Linked DNA regions of Homo sapiens: region 1 is linked to region 2. A link is an interaction called in ENCODE POLR2A ChIA-PET data of the cell type or tissue named here. Cell type or tissue: GM12878. All regions are shown on one strand. Links, peaks and the distances in the headings refer to the core of each region. The heading gives the core; the rest is flanking DNA.

What was found. ChIA-PET counts read pairs that join two places held together with the same protein. Peaks named below come from ENCODE experiments on the same cell type or tissue, not always from the same donor. Only the 100,000 strongest peaks of a DNase experiment are listed, where the experiment ranks them.
Region 1: POLR2A ChIA-PET joins it to region 2 with 6 read pairs; 6 of 35 experiments call an interaction of 5 or more read pairs at or near these places.

Annotation. Positions count from the first base shown.
Region 1 is chr10:110,120,589-110,125,974 of GRCh38, reverse strand. ADD3 (adducin 3) reads right to left here. Exons shown (of 15, transcript NM_016824.5): 9 at 3,683-3,865; 10 at 1,701-1,958; 11 at 30-149. Among named protein-coding and RNA genes, the nearest start is that of MXI1, 84 kb to the left of the region's middle. In GM12878, for the core only: no CTCF peak of the experiment used is centred there; no DNase peak of the experiment used is centred there.
Region 2 is chr10:110,033,480-110,038,865 of GRCh38, reverse strand. The region is part of intron 1 of ADD3 (adducin 3); the gene reads right to left. Among named protein-coding and RNA genes, the nearest start is that of ADD3-AS1, 28 kb to the right of the region's middle. In GM12878, for the core only: a CTCF peak has its summit at 3,590; a DNase peak (open chromatin) is centred at 2,055; H3K4me3 peaks cover 1,680 bases; H3K27ac peaks cover 592 bases.

The sequences.
Region 1 (5,386 bases), core at 227-5,226, 87 kb before region 2:
TCCCCTGGCTATAGAAGACCATGTCTTACCTTATTTCTCTTTTCTAGTACCTCATTCGGGTTTGTGTTTAAAGGAACAAACTGATTTGGATCTTCAATTTTGATAGGTGTTCCACCACTAACTTTAGATGAGTCTTCTGCTTTCATCCACTAAAGAATCAAAAATTTTCTAAAATGAAGCTTTGTGTTAAGAAAATATTAGTAGATTGTTAGATAACTGCTTATAGTCTCAAGAGGGGCATTGCCAATGTTTAAATAATTTCACTAAGCAGTATCTTAGTGGTGAATTAGTTTCATCTCATACTAGTTAGAAAAGGCTCAAAATCAACATTTACTTAAAAAATAAATGCCATTACGATTCACATAAATATTCAATTATACTGCTAATTAAACTTTCTCCTTGTGTCAAGTGAAAATATGATGCTGAAACTACTTCAAGCACAGAGAGCATGATCTCACATTCACTCACATTCAGTGTTTTGTCTTCTGCACTGAAGACAGCAGTCAGATGAAGATGGCAAAGGAGTAATCAAAAAAAAAAAAAACTTAAGAAATATCTTAAGATTTTAGTTTATCAGACTTCACTTTTTATTTTTGGCTGACAGAAAAGGCCAAGCCCTAATCGGCATTTTATAATGGGGATAATCTGGTATATAATAGCAAAATAGAACCACGGGGTTGGAAGGAGCTTACATAATTCTTCTCATTTACCCCATATTATAATCCTTAAAGAAAGCGAATCTCGATCAAGATTAATGATGGCTGACCATCAATCTCTGTAAACAAAATGAATTCTGAGAAACCAATGAGTTTAATTATGTTCTTTTACTGGGAGGCAAGAAATCTTATAGACTACAGAAAAGACATTTTGATGCCTAGGTATTTTCATATTGAATGCCATTAGTTTATATAAGATGAACTAATTCTGAATATCTAGAACTGTGGTGTCCAATCTTTTGACTTCCCTGGGCCACATTGGAAGAACTGTCTTGGGCCACATATAAAATACACCAACACTAACGATAGCTGATTAGTTTAACAAAATCACAAAAAATTCTCATAATGTTTTAATAAAGTTTACAAATTTGTGTTGAGCTGCATCCAAAGCCATCCTGGGCCATGGACTGGACAAGACTGACCTAGAGAATGTTTGGTGGTATGCACTCCAAAACCAAACCAAACCAAATCTAATGCAAAATTCTGAAAAAGATAAAATAACCCATTTCTCTACCTACAAGATCTTGCCTAAGGGTAGCTATGTGCAGTGATTCATGCAGCTTTGGTACAATTAGGAGTTGATAACTTTTACAGTTTTAATTCACTGGTGAATTAAACTACTGGTGTAGTTTAATAGAAACTACAAAGCAGTATCATGTAGTGGACAAGAACTGGGCTCAAGAGTCAGACTGTCTTCATGCAAATCCCGAGTTTACCATTAAAACATGATTAATTAACCCTTCTTGCCTTGGTTTTCTCATCTATAAAATAGAAAAACAGCATCATTCATATTAGGAGAGTTAAATGAGAAAATTCGTGTATGGCACTTAGAAGAGTGTCTTGCACAAAGTTAAAGCCAGATAAGTGACAGTAATATTTTTAATATTATTTTACTTTCCAAATATTTTCAATATAGAACATTCAATTCTTGAGTAACTAGGCAAAATATTTAGTAAAGGCAAACTACATAAAATACTGGCATACCGTGATTTTGGTTCGGGGACTGGTTTCTCCGTTCCGAGACTCCTCAGGCACATTCACTTTCATGTAAGTATTTGGTGAGTTCAGCCATCTTGTTTTTTCACGCTGTTGCCTCTGTGCCATGTATTTGAGAGGAGAGAGTGGCACTGTATCGTCTTCAAAGGAAAAAGCAGTCACAGTTGCTGGGATTTCCACATCACTCTTGTGCCTAGGCTTCTCTCGAATGAGAGGATGCCTGTAAGCATAGCCTGTTCTATACCCCTAAGGGAGGGAAAAGCCACATTTGAAGCATCAAACCTGTATCAATAACAGCATTTGGATCCTAATTCCTTTTGTATACAAATGATTTAAAAGACTCCTTTGCTAAAAAACAAAGAAAAAGGCATCCTTCCAAACACCACATAACTTTCATGTAACACTGGAGCTGAAATTATGCAAATTTCAAGACCTAGTTAGAGCTGATAACAGCTGATATTGCAATTTCCACTCACACAACTGTTCCCGACAAACGAACAGTTCTAAGTTGCTGACCAGAAGTGCTTTTCTATCTATAAAACTGTTCTGGGGAAGCAAATCTCAGTGCTCATTTAAGTCTCTGTTCCTGGGTCTGAAGGCAGTCAGCCTTCTGAGCCTTCACAGAAGAGGGTAAAATCTAAAATAACATTTGCCAAACCATACATCTTTTAAGGGGTTACTATCCAAAATATATAGGGGACTCAAAAAATAACAAGAGAAGAACCCAATTAAAAAATAGGCAAAGGATCTGAATAAACATTTCTCAAAAGAAGACATACAAATGGTCAACAAGTGTATTAAAACATCACTAATCAAGAAAATGCAAATTAAAGCACGAGATGGCATGTCCTGTTAGAATCGCTATTATAAAAAAGATGAAAGACAACAAGTGTTAGAATGTAGGGAGAAAGGGACCCTTTGCACACTGTTGGTAGCAATGTAAATTAGTATAGCCATTGTGGAAAACAGTATGGAGGTTCCTCATACAATTAAAAATAAAACTACCATATCACCCAACAGTCTCACTACCAGATATATATCCAAAGGGAATGTACTCAGTATGTCAAAGAGGTATCTGTACTCTCATGTTAGGTACACCATTATTCACAATAGCCAAGATATGGAATCATCCTAAGTGTCCATTGATGGATGGGATATAAATGTGGTATATACAACATAATGGAATACTATTCAGCTTTAAAAAAGAAATTCTGTCAAATGTGACAACATGGATGAACCTAGAGGACATTGTATTAAATAAAATAAACCAGGCACAGAAAGACAAATACCCCATGATCTCACTTATATACAGAGTCTTAAAAAGTTGAACTTGTTGGGCATGGCAGCTCACGCCAGTAATCCCAGCACTTTGGGAGGCTGAGGTGGGAGGACTGCTTGAGCCCAGGAATTCAAGACCAGCCTGGGCAACATGGAGAAACCCTATCTCTACAAAAAGTAAAAAAAAAAAAATAAATTAGCCAGGCACGGTGGCACACACGTTATGTCCCAGATACACAGGAGGCTGAGGTGGAAGAATGGTTTGAGCCCAGCAGGTTGAGACTGCAAGTGAGCCCTGATTGTGTCACGGCACTCCAAGCAAGATCCTGCCTCCAAGAAAAAAAAAAAAGTTGAACTCATAAAAGTAGAGTAGAATAGTGGTTACAAGGAGGTGGGGGTGGGGAGATGTTGATCAAAGGATACAAAATTTCAGTTAGGAGGAAAAAGTTCAAGAGATATATTGTACTATGGTGACTACAGTTAATAACAATATATTGTAATCTTAAAAAAAAAACACGACATTTGTAAGTTCTGTTTAATTCTCAAAGGTGTGGTTAAATAACAATGAAATGCTTTCCTAGGGCCAAACTCAGCTTCTGGAAGAGTATGGAGCATGTTCTACAAAAATGGAAGCATCTGCTCTTGAATCTGAAGACATTAAATCCAAGTTTTACTTCAATTTTGCAACCTACCAAGTTGTCCAGAGTCCTCATAAGCCCTTCAAACTCAATTTCGCCAACCTTCCATTTTTGATGGGAACCCATATTCACACCTCCTCCACCAGACGCTGCTACAGTGTAAGTGAAAGCTTTATACTTCTGAAAGTCCAGTACATGGAGATTGTCTACTCCACCTGCACCTGCTAGGGCCTGCACCTGTAATCAATGGTAAAATATACAGAGACACAAAACTATAAAGACTGTAATGAGTATTTTACTTTCAAAAAGGCACAATTTCAATTTGGCAAATATCTATAATACTTGCTCAGGCTACTAACAACAAAGACAAGATGACACTCTTGTGCCAGCAGACAGCTGAAGTATCTTTTCCACCTATCTGAAAAAGAAACCTTCCAAGACTCTGATCCTCCCTGATGGAAAACACATTAGAGCCATACCTCTTAACATATTTTAAGCCACGGAATTCTGCTGCCAAATTTTAAATTTCTTTTCTTGAAGTTTTCCCAGGGTTATCCAGTTAATACTTTTGCTAAAAGCTATAATTTTAAGGAAATACAAAAACACTGTACTTTGAATTTAAAGATATTTAGGCAGAAGCCATCAGCTCATTATCTTAATTTAATTAAGCTTTTCATAGCCCCATTTGAGAAGAGGAGGAACCATTAAAGCAAAAATAAGTTGATTGTTAGGACAAGTTAATGTTGGTAGAAAAAGTTTTTTTTTAGTTGTTCTTTTCCCCCTTTCTTGTGGCCCTTCCAATAAATTAAGATTATTACCATTTGCTTCATGAGAATTTGCTTTATTTATTTATTTATTTATTGAGGACTGAGTTTCACTCTTGTTGCCCAGGCTGGAGTGCAATGGCACGATATCGGCTCACTGCAAACTTCGCCTCCCGGGTTCAAGCGATTCTCCCGCCTCAGCCTCCCAAGTAGCTGGGATTACAGGCACATGACACCACGCCCTGTTAATTTTGTATTTTTAGTACAGACGGGGTTTCTCCATGTTGGTCAGGCTGGTCTCGAACTCCTGACCTCAGGTGATCTACCCAGCTCAGCCTCCCAAAGTGCTGGGATTACAGGCATGAGCTACCGTGCCTGGCCAAATCTGCTTGATTTAAAGAGAAAATTAGGGCCTTTAGTTTAATTAGATCCCATTTGTCAATTTTGTCTTTTGTTGCCATTGCTTTTGGTGTTTTGGACATGAAGTCCTTGCCCATGCCTATGTCCTGAATGGTAATGCCTAGGTTTTCTTCTAAGGTTTTTATGGTTTTAGGTCTAACGTTTAAATCTTTAATCCATCTTGAATTGATTTTTGTATAAGGTGTAAGGAAGGGATCCAGTTTCAGCTTTCTACATATGGCTAGCCAGTTTTCCCAGCACCATTTATTAAATAGGGAATCCTTTCCCCATTGCTTGTTTTTCTCAGGTTTGTCAAAGATCAGCTAGTCGTAGGTATGTGGCGTTATTTCTGAGGGCTCCGTTCTGTTCCATTTATCTATATCTCTGTTTTGATACCAGTACCATGCTGTTTTGGTTACTGTAGCCTTGTAGTATAGTTTGAAGTCAGGTAGTGTGATGCCTCCAGCTTTGTTCTTTTGGCTTAGGATTGACTTGGCGATGCGGGCTCTCTAGTTCAACCATTGTGGAAGTCAGTGTGGCGATTCCTCAGGGATCTTGAACTAGAAATACCATTTGACCCAGCCATTCCATTACT
Region 2 (5,386 bases), core at 115-5,114:
GCTGTGTTATATGCTAATGTTGTATAATGTGTGTAGTTACTAACACTTATTTGACCAGTCTCTTTCAAACATGTCCAGTTTTTTCTAGTCTTTACTAGTTTACAAACATAATTTTCATCCTTATGCATTTAACTTTTCACATTTGGACTCTGTAGGTAAATTCTTTGGAGAATTATCGAGTCAATGAATACAAACATTTTAACATATATATGTATATGTGTGACCCTTAAGAAACAGTGCATCAAGACAACGTGCTTTTAAAGAGCAGCTAAAAGAGTCCTTTTATAGTAGACAGGCTTTTATATCTGTTTAAAAAGAACAGTTAATAATAAGACAGATTGTAAGGGCTGCATAATATTCTAATAGTACTTAATGATTAAGGACAAATGTTAAACATATGTTTTAATAAAACAGCATACAAAATTGTTTTTACGCTGCTGTCCCAGATTTGAGCTCTAGTTCTTAAAACCTACTATGGATTCTTCCAAGGTCTCTCCTTCCTTACAGGCTGGCTGCAAAAGATCCAAGATGCAGGGCAGAATTCAAAGGCTCTGGGGGATGGGGGCCACCAGATGAATTAGCCTGGTTACACAAACCCTCTTCTACCCCCACCTAGTCCACACTGAACTACATGTAAGTGGAAAATAAGTCACTGAATTCTGGAGATGTTAATAAAGCATAGATAACCTACCTTAATATAAGAGGCTATCTCTGGGTGGTGGTTTACTGCTAATTTTTATCTACCAATTTGTTGCTGTATTTTCCAAATATCTTTTTTTTTTTTTTTTTTTTTTTTGAGACGGAGTTTTACTCTTGTTGCCCAGGCTGGAGTGCAATGGCACCATTTCGGCTCACCACAACCTCCACCTCCCGGGTTCAAGCGATTCTCCTGCCTCAGCCTCCCAAGTAGCTGGGATTACAGGCATGTGCCACCACACACCCAGCTAATTTTCTATTTTTTAGTAGAGACGGGGTTTCTCCATGTTGATCTGGCTGGTTTCAAACTCCCAACCTCAGGTGATCCGCCTGCCTCAGCCTCCCAAAGTGCTGGGATTACAGGCTTGAGCCACAGCGCCCAGCCTGTATTTTCCAAATATCTTATGAGTTTATGCTGTTTTTACAATCAGAAACAAACATACATAAAAATAGTGCTGAATGCAGTGTATGTTATGATATGGCAGTGTCCTTTAAATTTAAAATCACCAAAACATGACTTTTGAAATAAATATTATATAGTTAACTTTTTTTTTTTTTTTTTTTTGAGACTGAGTCTTGCCCTGTCGCCCAGGCTAGAGGGCAGTGGCGAGATCTCGGCTCACTGCAACCTCCGTCTCCTAGATTCAAGTGATTCTCCTGCCTCAGCTTTCCAAGCAGCTGGGACTACAGGTGCCCACCACCACGCCTGGCTAGTTTTTATATTTTCAGTAGAGACGGGGTTTCACCATGTTGGCCAGGCTGGTCTCAAATTCCTGACCTCAAGTGATCCGCCTGCCTCGGCCTCCCAAAGTGCTGGGATTATAGGCGTTGAGTCACCTGCCTGGTCTATACAACTTAAGAAGCTGAACTGTGTGGCTAGTCACTACGTGACTGTGTCACAAAATTTCATGCCAGTATTAAAGAACAGTAGGAACCCATGGTAAGACTGAAACAGAGGTCGACTGATGTGTGTTTAACTGGCTGTAAAACTTTAGGCAAGTCCAGGAAATGTTCCATTTCCTATCATATAAAATGAGAAAGCTGAACTAGAAAACCTCTGAGGTCTATGGTCAATTCTTTCCAACTAGTATTTTCTTTCTTATGATATACCTAGTCCTCCCAGAATGCTCCATATCCTAGAAAACCCATCTCTTACCCTCAGAAATTAGAACCTGACCACTTATGGGAAGCAAAAAGCACTAGTCTAGTTAACCGTGTCCCAGGTAAAAAGAGGCTGTATTTTTTGTGGCTAAAGCAGTGGCTGCTTCAAGAGGAATATGCAAAAGATCTTTCTCCTCACCTAATATCTAACTCCAGAAGGCTAGTCATAACACTATTTTCTACTGCTGGGGAATGACCTGCACACTCCTCTATGAAATGCTATCCCCATGCCTTAAACAGCCAATATATATTTAGAAGATTACATATATGACAATACCTCAGAGAGTGAAAGTATCTACTTAGATATTGAAATGTGATCATTTAAAAAAAAAAAGAAGGCTGGGCGTGGTGGCTCACGCCTGTAATCCCAGCACTTTGGGAGGCCAAGGCGGGCGGATCATGAGGACAGTAGATAGAGACCATCCTTACGGTGAAACCCCGTCTCTACTAAAAATACAAAAATTAGCCAGGCGTGGTGGCAGGCGCCTATAGTCCCAGCTACTTGGGAGGCTGAGGCAGGAGAATGGCATGAACCTGGGAAGCGGGGCTTGCAGTGAGCTGAGACCACGCCACTGCACTCCAGCCCGGGCGACAGAGCAAGACTCGTCTCAAGAAAAAAAAAAAAAAAAAAAAGACACTTTCTAAACTATGTAAGGGGATTATCACATGAGAAATATAACTTGGAGAAGGTATGAACAATTCCAAAACTGGTAAAGATATTCTAAGTTATAATAATGAAACTGGACTCCATGGTAAAATGCTGCCTCACTATAGATGAAACCAATATAGGAAAAGCTAATAAGAAAAGAGCTTCCAGGACAGTCCACAACAGATGACAGGTTTTTTGTTTGTTTTTTTGAGATGGAGTCTCGTTCTGTTGCCCACGCTGGAGTGCAGTGGCATGACCTCGGCTCACTGTAACCCCCGCCTCCCGAGTTCAAGCGATTCTCCTGCCTCAGCCTCCCGAGTAGCTGGGATTACAGGCATCTGCCACCACACCTGGCTCATTTTTTGTATTTTTAGTAGAGACGAGTTTCATCATGTTGACCAGGCTGGTCTCGAACTCCTGACCTCAGGTGATCTGCCGCTTCAGCCTCCCAAAGTGTTGGGATTACAGGCATGAGCCACCGCGCCTGGCAGATGATAGGCTTCGATGGGGACAGTGGTGGCATAAGAGACAGGAAAAGAGAAAATTCAAAGACAATTCTTAGCCTAAAAAAACACTGAGTCTCAAACCAATAGTAACACCTGGTAACGTGTGAGAATGCAAATTACCGGGCCTTACTTCAGACTTAAAGAATCAAAGTATGGGGTGTGGCCTAGCAATTTATGGTTTAACAAGCCCTCCAGGTGCTTCCAATGCATGCTAAAGTCTGAGTACCACTAGTCTAAAAGGATTCATACTATTACTGGTAGTAGAAAAGAGAGAGGGTCAAACTACAGGCAGCTGACAAAGCGCCACAAGTGCAATTTCTGTTTAGTCAGCAAGTCTAGCTTGGATTTAGAGCTTTTAATGGCACTTCTGCTGATGGGAAGTTGCTTCGCTTCCTGATGGAGTCAGTTATCACTCTAATCATTAGGCTTCCTCACCAAGCAATATTCTTCAGAATAAAGGCTGTTCTAGTGAGTTTATTCCCTTTACCTGTAATTTCTTTAAAACATGGGATGCAGATAGATGGGGTTGGTGATAGAGCAGAGGGTGGAAAGGGAATATCAATGAAGGTATAGCAGCAAGGGGGCGCTGACATAATGATGAGAAATGGATGAGCTCATTACCTTACAGATCTTGTACCATCTAATGAAACCCTAAGGACAAAACGTTTATTTTATATTTCAATATGAAAGAATCCCTCCCTCAGAATTCCACTTGGTGTTTGATGGTCTGGTTATAAATACTACTTAGCATTAAACATGCCATTTTTATTTATTCAGCAAATGGTAAGCCAAAGCTAACAAACATGGTCTTCCAAATGCAACTGAAAAAATTGTCTCATGATTTGGTTTGAGGGTTAATGGCAAAGAACTATTTTTCTAGTAGGTTACATTTATACATTACATGTTCCAAAACCTGAAACATGGCTGGTTAATCTTTTTTGGTTTAATTTACTTAATGTATGCATTGGCTTACACTTAGAAGCTTGTCTATACTTAGTATTTCCTATTACTCACAAAACGACACAACTTTCCTGTTTTACAACCTGGGGATGATTCAAGATCCACATTTAGATATAACATTTTTTAAAAAACATTCTCAGATGTCATTTTTAAGGAATTCATGGAAAGCAAAGAAATGTTTAAAACCCTTTATATTCAGATTAGAGAATATAAACAGTAGACTGGTATACGTAAGTAATTTGCTTATCTTTAGAGTATGATTGTCTAGGTTGAGAGTCTCAAAGCCCCATTTAATAACTGATTACATGGCAGTATCTTGGACTATTGAAATCTTTGGTTTTCCTTTCAGCTCAAATGAGAATTACAGACTAGTTTAATTGCTACTAAAACATTTATCTTACAGTTGAATTTAAAATAATTATATTTTATTTTATTAATGAAAAAATATAATTTTAAATTATAAAATACTTGCTAAAGAAATTATCTTGTTTATCAAAAAATGTAATTTTTTGAAACAAAAGGAAAATTATATTTACAAAATACCAAAATGTCCCAAGATATATGTCAATATCAATTCAAAGACATACCCCATAGAAATTAACATTTCTATGTAAAATGACCTTATGAATACTGATTTTTAAAACAAAAGCATTATATCCCCTAGGCTGAGATATTTGTAACTACAAATTTTAATTGTAGTAGTTCCAAAATGTAATCAAAAAAATAAACTCTAGAGATTTGTTAACTCATAACTTAAGGGCAGTGTTTTCCCTAAGAGTGTTCTAAGAAACAGGAGCTCCACGGGATGGAACTAGAGACTGATTTCTGTGGTCTAGTGACATACTTGAGACACACTGAGTTTTAACAAAACAAAGCAAACCCTGTACTTAATTGCTGTACTTCTCAGTCTTTGCTATGCTAAGGTACAATATAAACCTTTAAGAGATGGTACAGAAAGTAGTTTCCCAAACATATTTGGCACTATTTATCCTGAGAAATCTCTTAGAACTAATGATCTACATTAGTGGGAAATGCAGATGAGTTAATCCTAATAAACACTGCAGGCAACTAGCAAATTACGGTCCCAGAGATTCAAAATAGAAATTAAAGGCAGCTGAGTATAGCACAATGACTTTATTGTCCCTATTTATTATTTACAAGAATGCACAAAGTATTTGCACTATATACATAATACTTGCACTATATACATTTTAATATAGCACTTATGAGAATTTTTAAATTAAAAATTAACTGGTTTTTAAGTAACTATACTTCAAGAACACTGCTCCCTCTATGAAATCCCATTCCCCAGAAACGGGCCCATCTGATTAGCACAGCTGATCTGCCAGCTGGATGGATCCCAAGTAAATTTCAAACCAGCACTTGGCAAAATATCCCTGTACCCTGCATTTTA